Regions from separate parts of the Homo sapiens genome. Here region 1 is linked to region 2. The links are chromatin contacts, found by Hi-C in ENCODE. All regions are on one chromosome and are shown on one strand. Each heading gives the region's core, a stretch centred on a gene start or an enhancer-like site at or near the end of the contact. The rest is flanking DNA. Distances are from core to core; before and after follow the strand shown. Region 1 has its middle 27 kb from the start of MIR548G. Region 2 has its middle 7.6 kb from the start of MIR548G.

Region 1 (5,540 bases), core at 2,068-4,567, 35 kb after region 2:
CTGGAGACCTTAAAATCATTGTTCATCAAGACCATGCCGGAATCAACAACCCAATCCAGACAAAAACTAAGAATTAAAATATCATTACTGGAATGGGAAAGGAAAATAAGACTCTTCCCCAGCTGCATATACATCTGTGTATTTCTTTGGATGTTGACTTTGAAATGCTAAAACACTCCCACGTGAAAAAAGATCCATCATTTTGTTGTTTATGCATCTGAGTACACAAACGTATGCTTGCAAATGTCTGGAGAACCTGGTTTACAATAGCAAGCTAATTCAACCAACGTGCTGAGAGGCCATTTATTAATTTTACAGAAATTTACAAAAGCATGTATATTACACTTACACATGAATAAATTATGATAATTTTAATGGAATCATTCATCTAAGTAAGTTTGATCCAAATAATCCTTATTCTCCTATATAGGTACAGAATATTTTTTAATGTGCACTTAAATATTTTTGTAGAAAAAGGGAACTGAAGAACATTAAGCTCTGTTTATATTTCTCTAAATTATCTTCCAAATTCTGTCACTGTACATGCATAAGTACATTTTTATGTTATTGTATCATGCAAGGGTTCTGTTTTGTATTCTGCTTTGTCTTCATTTTATTTAATAATCCTTTGTACTTAAATAGGCCCCATGCTTGACTGGTTTGTGTCATAGAATAGTTATGTGGTGCTCCTTCATGATGCTATTGCTGTTTGCATTTTGTTTTTGCATTCAGAGTTGTATTCTATCTTCTACTATTTTAAACTGAGTTATTTTTAATATCTTCATATAATTTACATTTTTCTATTTAGGGATACCTTCAGAGAGCACAGCTTCAACTAAATGTTAGATTCTTCTAAACTTGTGTTTAAGCAAATTTTAATTGAGAGCTTGACTAAAACACACACACACACACACACACAAGCTGTGGCAAATGAAGAAAACTAAATAAACTCTAACTTTACCCCCCATTCCCTCTAGCACTCCTTAGAGCCTGGTCAGAACATCACTGCCATGGGTAGAGTAACAGAACTGAGACCACATCAAAATGGAGGAACAGTAGTAAATATTGCATGTGTGCTTAAATTTTGCCACCCTACTCTCCAAAGGACTATAGCAATTTACAGTGCCGGCCACTCTGTATAATTGTGCCTTCACCAAAGCCCACTGCCATTGTGTTTTACTAAAATTGCACAGTGATGATATTTAAACAGGCATAAAATGTTGCCAAAATGCTGTTTCAATATACAAACCCTCATTTTGAGCAAAGCCATGCATTTTGTCACATGCTGATGTTTTCTCTCAATTTTCTTGTGAGTACACATACTGTCTCATCTCAACATTGAAATGGCTCTTAGTATTGGAATGACACACTTACATAAACATTTATGTAACATGTCTATAATTTTTTTTATTATTTTGCATTGCATTCTTCTTATACATAGCATATATTTTTATTTTTAGAGACAGAGTCTCACTCTGTTGCCCAGGCTGAAGCGTGGTGGTGCCATCATAGCTCACTGCAGCCTCAAACTCCTGCACTCAAGCAATACTCCTGCCTTAGCCTCCTGAGTACCTAGGACTACAGATGGCATGCACCACCACACCCCGGCTAATATTTTATTTTTTGTAAAGACGGGGTCTCACTATGTTGCTCAGGCTGGCCTCAAATTCCTGGCCTCAAGTGATCTCCCCACCTTAGCCTCCCAAAGTACTGGGATTATAGGTATGAGCCACTGCACCCAGCCAGCGTATGTATTTTGGGAACAAATTTTATCCATTGTTTTGTCATTCTGTTGTTTTCTTTAAAATTTTGTCCTATTATTTGTTACACAGAACTTTTTCAGCTTTATGTATTTAAAGCTGAGGCCCAGACCCAAGGATGCAGGCAGAGCCTAGGAGAGTGGATCACAGCCCGCAGGGACAGTTCTCTGGCAGGATCCCTGGGCCAGGCAGAAGAGACCAGACAGAGAGCTCCACACACAGCCCCTGACATGGAGTCTGAGAGATACTTTGCTCCTAGTGAGACGGTTTGAGCCAGAGAAGCCAATAAGGGTGCAAAACCGGAAGGGCTAGAGGCCACCAGAGGCCAGAGAGCTCTTGAAAACTCAGAGGTGGATCAAATTGAGACTAGTCTGGGCCAGTTTGAGATGAATTAGTCACTAGTTCTTACCTCTGTGTGGGCTATTATGTGTTTTCTTAAGAAAAAAAAAAAAAGCTTAGAATAGGGCAGAAAAAAAGGGAGAAACCTCTGAGAACCTTCTACCTTATCTGTGATGATATCCTGTTTCTTCAGTGGTTGGGAATTTATTTTCCAATTGCAAATGTCTTATCTTGTTCCAAAAAGTAGTAGAAAGAGCTTACAGAGGATTCACACAATATAATATACACACAATAATATCAAAGTAGAATTAGGAAATTAGGTCAAGGGAAAATATAAACAGAAGTAGAATGTCAAGTTCAGGCAAAAGAAGAGGACAGATACACAGTCATGTGTAGCTTAACAACACAGATATGTTTTGAGAAATGCACTGTTAGGAGATTTCACCCTTGTGCAAACATCACAGAGTGTACTTAAACCAAGGTGATATCGCCTGCCACACCCCTAGGCCGTATGGTGTAGCCTATTGCTCCTAAGCTACACACCTGTACAGCATGTTACTGTACTGAATATTGTAGACAACTATAATACAATGGTAAGTATTTGTGTATATAAACATAACTAAACAGAGAAAAGGTACAGTAAAAATACAGTCTAAGAATCTTACAGGACCACCGTTGTATATGCAGTCCATCATTGACCAAAACGTCATTTTGGGGTGCATGACTGTTTATGCTTAAAGCGAGTCAGGGTAAGTGTCCTTCTTGGTTTTTAGGCTTTTCTTTTTGATAAATCTGGAATTCTTTATTGTTATATGTGGTATATTTGTTACTAATTCAGTCCTTCTTTGTACCGATTGACAGTTGTTCCTGAAATATTTAGTTTGTCCCTGCAATGTCCCTGCCATTCTCTATTGTTATGGTGTTTCTGATCTGTCAACTTCCATTATCTTAAAATGGTTTGTAAATACTTCTGAAAGCTCATTGTAATTGCATTTTCTCTTTTTAATCCCATAACATCATTTTTTATAATCCACTTTGTTTTTAGAACAGTTTTAGATTTACAGAAAAATTAGGGAGATATATAGAGACATACTCTGAAAATTGTTTCCTCTGCTATTAAACTATTACATTAGTATGGCACATTTGCCACATTAATGAATCACTGTTGATTCACTATGATTAACCAAAGTCCATACTTTCTTCAGATCTCCTTTGTTTTCCCCTAACTGCTTCTTCCTGTTCTGGATCCCATCCAGTACATCACACTACATTGAATCATCATGTCCCTTTAGGCTCCTCTTGACCATGACAGTTTCTCAGACTTACCTTGTTTTTTATGACATTAATACTTTTGAAAAGTATTGGTCAGGTATTCTGTAGAATGTGCTTCCTATGTACTGAATTGTGTCCTTCCAAAATTTCTACGTTGAAGGCCTATCCCCCAGTGTGACTTATTTGGAGATACGTCCAGTAAGGAGACGATAAAGGTTAAATGAGAGCCTAAGGGTAGGGTCCTAATCCTGTAGTGTTGGTGCCCTAGCTCTCTCCACCACAGTGAGAAAACTACCTGCAAGCAAGGAAGAAAGCCCTCGCCAGAAGCCAACCATCACTCAATTCATCACTCAATTGGGATTTCTCTAATGTTTGTTTTCTTATGATTAGACTGGGATTTTAAGTTTTGGAGAGGAATACCACAGAGGTAAAACCCCATTTTAATCACATATTGATTGACATGACTTATTGCTATTGATGTTGACCTTGATCACCTGGATGAGGCAGTGTTTCTCAGGTTTCCTCTCAGCAAGTTTATCTGCTCCCCTCGTTCCACATTGTACCTTTTGGGAAGAAGTCACCACGCACAGCCCACACTTAAAGAGGGGAGTTCTGTTCTACCTCTTTGAGGACAGAGTAACTACATGGATTATTTGGAATTCTACTGTATAGGGGATTTGCCTCTTCTCCTGTATTTATGTATTTATTCGATTATTTATTTATGTCAGCATGAACTCATGGATATCTATTTTATCATTTGGTTTATAATTCAATACTACTTCATTTTGTTGCTCAAATCATTCCAGCTTTCACCACTGAGAGCTCTCTCAGTTGACTCCTTTGGCATACCTCAATTAACATACTGCTATCACTGTGGGTTATATTGGTCTGTTTCATCTGAGCACTTCTTTCATTTATGGCATTACTAGATACTTTAGGCTCAACTTACAGATTTCCTTCCCCAGCCCTAGAATAAACCACTTCTCTAAAGAGGCATAGTTTCTTTTATTGGAGAATGGTATTAGAAACCAAGATCTGGGCAATAGGTGTGCTCACTATTTCTGCGATGTCATTGTTTCAGGGTTCTCTCATCAGACAGAGCAAGAAAATATTTCTATGTAAACTAATCCACATATATACATAGCTATAAATATTCTTAAATGTAACCATCTGTATCAATAGGAAGCTAAACATGAGCTTTCATACTGATGTTGCCAACTCTAATCCATTACCACATGGATCATTCTAGCTTCTTCTCCTTGCTTATCAATGTACTCCTACTCCAACAGTGAGAACCTATTTCCTCCAACCATACATTTAAATAATTGACCAATTCCAGTGTACATGTATAGCAGTATCAGAATTTTTAACCAATAACCCATAAGAAATAACTTTACCACCTAGAGTATAGTACTTATGTACATTTTCTTCTGCTTTTAGTCTTACAGACTGCACTCATTTCCAAAGATACTTAGGTTGGAAACTTTTCCCCCTATCCTTTTAATGAGGTTTTATTCATACATTTGTAATACCATTAGATTGTTTTGTCACATTCTGCAATTCCATCCTGGGATTCCTCAACATCCTAAATAAATTTTTAATTTTTCTATATTAAAGTTTACTCTCTAAATTCAGTGGGTTTTGACAAATGTATAATGTCATGTATTCCCAATTACAGCATCATCCAGAATAGTTTCACTTCCATAAGAATCCCCTATGCTATTCAGCCTTCTCTGTCTTCTCCTATACCCTCAGCAACCACTGATCTTTTAACCTTCACAATAGTTTTGCATTTTCCAGTGAAAATATAATGGAAATCATATAGTATATAGGCTTTTCAACTGGCTTCTTTCACTTAGTAACATACATTTAAGATTCACTCAAGTTTTTTGTGGTTTGTTAATTTTTTTAATCACTGAATATTATTCCATTGTTTGTACATGCTACAGTTTATTTATTCATTCTCTTGTTGAAGGACATTTTTGGCAACTATGAGTAAAGCTTCTCTAAAGGTTTGCATGCAGGTTTTTGGTGGACAAAAGATTTTGAAGCAGTTGGGTAAATACCTAGGAGCATAATTGCTGGATTGCATGGTTAAGACTAAGTTTAGCTTTCTTTAAAAATACCAAAGTGTCTTCCAAAGTGGTTGTACCATTTTGCATTCCCACC
Region 2 (5,886 bases), core at 1,040-3,539:
ACCATAGCTAAATTAACATAGGCCTTGAAGTGTTAAGACATAGAATAGTGATTTTGCAAAGGTTTACAATTAAAAATGACTTTTGACCAAATTTTTTAAATAGGCAGAAAAATAAACTATATAAATCCAATTGTAATATATCTGAGTGTACACATCCTAAGAAAATGCAAATTGCCATCAGAGAAGTTAAAACAAATCAAAGAACATTATTTTGATGATGAAGTCTATTAGATACTGGGCTGATTACTCAGTTCCTTAATTCCCTTTTCTTCTAAGTATTTAAAATATGGCAGAGAACTTCCTCTCTTAAAAAAAAAATTCAGGAGGAGTTCTGTGAAAGAGAAAGATGGCCTGTAGTCTAGACGGTCTCTTAGGAGCTCTTCTTGTATATTAATCCTGAATTTCACTCATGACTCATCTCCTTAGAGGTAATCTAAACAGATTAAGAAGCTTCTTTTTTTTCTTCTTCCTTTTGGCTTTGGGAGCTAGTATAAAATTAATATTTCCTGTTCCCTCCCAAGAACCCTGGAACCTTTGCAAACAGTTGTTAAACATCTATAATTCCTTCCCACATTCACTCAACATTTACCACCACTCCCAAGATAAGCAACCCCCACTTTAAGGTATTATAGTGTCAAACACTGCAATAAAGGAAAGAGTGACTTAGAGCAGCTGGTAAACATAGGCTTCTGATTCAAGAGAATACAGCAAAAAGAAGGGATGATTTTTGTTTTAGACAAGAATTCAGAGAGTTTCAAAATTCTATTACTACTTCAAAACCTCATTCTATTAGATGATATACAACTTAATTTATAACTTAGTTTCACTTTTCCTTCAGGCCAAACTATATGTAAAACAATAACAAGGCCCACTAAATTTTATTTTTTGTATTGTACATTCATTTTGTTGTGGAACTCTGGTTTGTTGGAGTCAACTGCAGCAATGTTTCATAATTTACTCTGGTAAATTTCTGCTGGTTTTTGCAAAGAGAAACTTGAAGAATTTTAGCAAAGATTGATGTGCTGCACAAAATACCTTCACAAATCAAATTCAGAATGCTGAGAGACAACATCAAAGGAAAAATTGTTTCTACCATCTTTCAGAAAGAAATCTTTGCAACCATGTCTAACCAAGGGTTTATATAATATAGCATTCTTAATGGGATTTGGTTTTGTCAGGAAATACATTAAATTGAGTAACACTCAAAGGAGAGACAAAAAAACCCACAAGACTGTCTTTGGATTTCAGTCTTAAAGTCATTCTTTACCAAATAGCGGTAACAACCCCATTAACCCAGTTCACATCTCCACACTGTTAGTTGATTCACTTGATTTCATACACTGTTGGTATACATTTTAAGTAAAAGCTCTTTTAAGTTTTAAAGATCTCTATCCCCATAGTCAATGATGCAAAGGTTCAGGCCCCAGACACTAAATTGTAGTGCTTGGAAAACAATAAAAAGACAAATTTTACAGTGTTTCCCAATTAATCAAAGGAATACTTGATCTAGGATTGAACCATAGCCCCTGTAGTCATAGATGACTTCCTTAGATAATATAATCTACTAACCAGTAAGAATTTACCATGTTGTAATTTTGTGATTATTTTTGCTTTTATTTGTTATATGGGTTTTTAGAAATTAGGAATCTACTACAGGCACCATTAAAAAAAACATCGTTGTCTCACCCAATGACTCTAGAAATCCTTGAGAAAGTATGGTGGGGAGTTCATCACCAAATGGATTTTAATACCTGGGCGCATGTTTCTCAAACCGGTGTGCATTGGAATCACAGTGGTTGAGTTGAAGCACCTACAATCTAGTGAGTTCAACAGGTGATATAGATGCCCATCCAAGTTTTAGAACCACTGATCTAGATTGCACATCCAAAATCCCTTCCATTTTGTCCCAGAAATTAATTTTTACTGTATCTTGCCTTATCAAATCTGATTGAAATGTAGTTTTTCCTTAATTTCTAAGACTGCCAATAGCCTTTGTCAATTCTGTATATAATTATTCTCTGGTCTTATTAATAACAACTCACTATGCCTGGCTAAGTCTCCCCTGATCCTACGGAGAGAAAAGAAGAGAGAGGTCAGTTCCACCAAAGGGAACACCTGTGGCTGAGTGAGAAGTGAGTTCAATTAGCCTAGTTCAGTGCATCCCAATTTCCTTAGAGAAAAAGAACATTTCCAGCCTTGAAGTAAACTGCTATAACAGCTGAATCTAGATTAAATACGTGACACTGCTTCCCCTTTTTGAAGCTCCTAGTTGTTCAGAAAACACCATGAGCAATCTGTTCACAATTTCCTGTAGCCAGACCAACACTAATTCCCAATGATGTCAGTCACTTCTTCTTAATGAGATTTTGCACAGCCCTTTGCCATCGTACAATTTGTTCTTAAAGAGAACATGCTAAGATATAGTTTGTTCTTGCTGCATTTCATTGACCTGGAGAAGTGCCTGGAACATAGTAGGCACTCAATAATAAATATTTGTTGAATGAATGAATGTTTTCTTGCACTTCATGTGATCTTTATAATTATTAAGACATAATAAACTTAGTTAACAGTTACTCTGTAAAATATCAAGAGTTATCTTTCTAATTATTGACCAGAGTTGACTTCCATTTGCAAACACATTCATCAATGAAACTTGTTTAAGGACAGCATTAATTCAGAGGTTTCTTGCCTATACCATAATACAGTTCTGATGCAATTCCAGATTTTCAGTATTAGTTTATAAATTTAGACTATTTGATGCCAGTTAATACAGGGTGGCCCTAAACTTCATCTTAATGTTTTTTGATGCATGAGCCCAGTTATAAAAGACTTTCTATCCTTAAATATACAAGCAGAATCCATGGTATAGCCATTTGAATAATTTTGCTGTGTCTAAAATGGCTAGTAGAGTTTCTAGGATGGGCACCCCTTGTTTTCTATTAACCCATCAATAGAGTTCTCTTTCTACTTATTTGGAAGCTAAAAGTACTTTCTATTTAAGTAGAACTTAGATTATAAGAATTGAAACTACAAATTTTACCTAACCATGCAGAGACAGACTCTATCCAATAGAGATGATTTCTAAAAGTTGTCAATCAAATTTTATAAACTGATTATAACAATACTATACTTAATACTGGGAAGTTCATCAGTTGATGTGATTCTATAATATTGCCTTTTTACCTTTTTGCCTTTGCCTTTGCTTTTGTCTTTGTCTTTTTGTAGGCTGCTGAAAAATATAAATCCTTTCACTAACAACAAATTTATTGTTTATCTTATTAAAATGATGTCTTGTTTTAGCAGCTCAGGGAGACCCTTTTGAATATTGTTCATATTTTAAAGGGATACATTAAGGCATTTAAGAACACAGAAAATTATCAGCCAGGTGAAACTTTGCTCAGATAAATTTTCTTTCATTCAATAAATATTTATTAAAATGTTCTCTAAGCCAAGCATTAAGCAACAGAAAACAAGATAGTCACCATGCCTGCACTCATAAAGTTTACACTCAGGACTGAAACATAAACATTAAGAAAATGCAAGTGCAACAGGTATCAAGAAAAGAGGCATTCAATTTGATAGAGGAATAAAGTGATATTTGCAAGGCCATCCTGGGGATGTGGTATTTAGGTTGAGACCTGAACAACGAGTGACAATTTGCCAAGCACAGTGAGAAGAAACAGCATGCTCTTGATCCAAAGGCAAGAGACTGTCATGTGAAAAGAATCGGACCAAGCCCAGGAAGATCAAGGTACAGAAGAGATGGGCAGCAATTTGGAAGAGGAGGATGGAGATATGAGCAGGTCTCAGCTTGGAGAAGCCCCTACCACCATGGAAATAAGATGTTTGAGATGTTATCCATAGAACGGTGGAAAACCATTGAAAGGGGTAAATCCAGTATCGTATTAGTGGTTTCGTGAACTTACAGTAAGCATGCAGCACTTGGTCAATTCTTAGAGCCACCTGTCTCAGCCTAAGTTAACACCCAAGAAGCAGAACCAGAGACATGCAGGGCTGGCATGCAGGTAGTTTGTTTTAGCCTGTAAACCCAAAGAACAAGAGAAGGGGCTGGGGAAGAGTGAGACAGAAAAGGAGGGAAAGTCGATTCGGAGGGGCACTATTGAGCAGATCGCTGTGAGCAGCAGGTCTCCAGCCTATTAGGGACACTCCAAGGAGCCACATAGAAGGTGCCTTAGAATCATCCAGGCAAGGGATGGAAAAGGGGAGTATTTATCCACCACCTCCCATTCCCAGTGGGTCCTGGTGGCAACTCCACTGCAAGTCCATGTTGGCACATGCATCCAAATGGTGAAAACGATCCATGCTGATATACCCCAAGACAGCAATAGAGAAGCCCCAGGATTGAGCAAGAGACTCCTGGTACAGCTGAAGTGAGTGTTATCAGACTAATACTACCCTGAAGCTGGATGCAAGAGCAAGGCTGAAATTAAGAGCAAGGCTGAAATTAAGATGTGAGGAAGGAGAAAGGACATATTGACATGACACCCCATTTACCATTCACTCTGGAGTAAATCTGGAATTATTCAGCCACTAATGCAAAACCCAGGTAAAGCATTTGGAGTGCAGGTGCTGGAGAGAAGAGCTGGTCCTCTGGTGTCAAGTGCCATCCACAATTAATGCTTTTGTCTTTCTGAATAACACTTATCATGTGCTGGATTCTGTGCAAAGCCCTTACATTGCCACATTTAATCCTCCTAACAATCACAGGAGGGAGTAAAATCATTATAATTATTTTGGTTATCTATTGCTGCATGGCAAATTATCCCAAACTCAACAGCTCAAAACAACAAGAAACATTTATTATTTCATCTCCTTCCTGTAGGTCAGGAATTTGGGAGGTACATAATTGGGAGGTTCTAGCTCAAGGTATCTTATGCAGTTGCAATCAAGACATCAGCCAGAGTTGCAGACATCTGAATGCATCGCTGGGGCTGGAGGTTGTGCTTCCAAGATGGCTCATTAACATGGTGCTGGTTGCTGGCAGGAAACCTTAGTACCTCCCGTATGGGCCATTCCTCATGCTGCTTGTCTATCCTTACTGCTTACCAGTGGCTGCTGGTTTCTCCCACACTGAGCAATTGAAGAGAAAGGGCAAGGCAAAAGCCACATGGTTTGGATTATCTAACCTCATATATCACACACCCTCGTTTTTACAATAACCCATGGGTTACGTAAGTCAGGCCTAATGAATATGAGAGGAGACTACACACAGGCCTATAGACCAGGAGGTAGGATCAAAGGCCATCTTGGAAGCTGGCCACCACAATCATCATTTAACAATTGAGGTTAGTGGGGCCCAGGGAAGCAAAGCAAGTTCCCCAAGCTTATACAGTAAGATGTAGACTTAAGATTTGAACCTGGGGCCAGGCACGTTGCCTCACGCCCATAATCCCAACACTTTGGGAGACCGAGGTGGGCAGATCACAAGGTCAAGAGATCGAGCCTATCGTGGCCAACATGGTGAAACCCCATCTCTACTAAAAATACAAAAATTAGCTGGGTGTGGTGGCGTGCACCTGTAGTCCCAGCTACTCAGGAGGCTGAGGCAGGAGAACCGCTTGAACCCAGGAGGCAGAGGTTGCAGTGAGCCGAGATCGCGCCACTGCACTCCAGCCAGGTGACAGAGTGAGACTCCGTCTCAAAAAAAAAAAGATTTGAACCTGGCTCTCTCTAAGTTCTATGCTTTATTACTGTACTATACTGTCTCTAAATAACCTAATCCTGAAAACCAAAGATATTTATCCACACAGGGAAACATTTAATCCAAAATAATATCAAAAAGAAAAAAAAACAGTGGAGCCTACCAGTAGACTTAATTTGACACAAATTTCTGACTCTAGCTTTCTTTGTCCACAAACTAAGTTG

What was found. A loop is a pair of places that touch in the nucleus more often than their neighbours do.
Region 1: a loop to region 2 is called in a map of PC-3, with 4 times the contacts of the local background. The contact joins two enhancer-like sites. A Hi-C loop is called at or near these places in 2 of 168 maps with a recorded cell type or tissue (PC-3 and cardiac septum).

The regions. Positions count from the first base shown.
Region 1 is chr4:147,368,539-147,374,078 of GRCh38, forward strand. No RefSeq gene overlaps it. Among named protein-coding and RNA genes, the nearest start is that of MIR548G, 27 kb to the left of the region's middle. Within about 2 kb of position 3,318, at least 2 of the 41 ENCODE cell types and tissues checked have a DNase peak (open chromatin) inside an H3K27ac peak, as active enhancers do.
Region 2 is chr4:147,334,167-147,340,052 of GRCh38, forward strand. No RefSeq gene overlaps it. Among named protein-coding and RNA genes, the nearest start is that of MIR548G, 7.6 kb to the right of the region's middle. Within about 2 kb of position 2,290, at least 2 of the 41 ENCODE cell types and tissues checked have a DNase peak (open chromatin) inside an H3K27ac peak, as active enhancers do.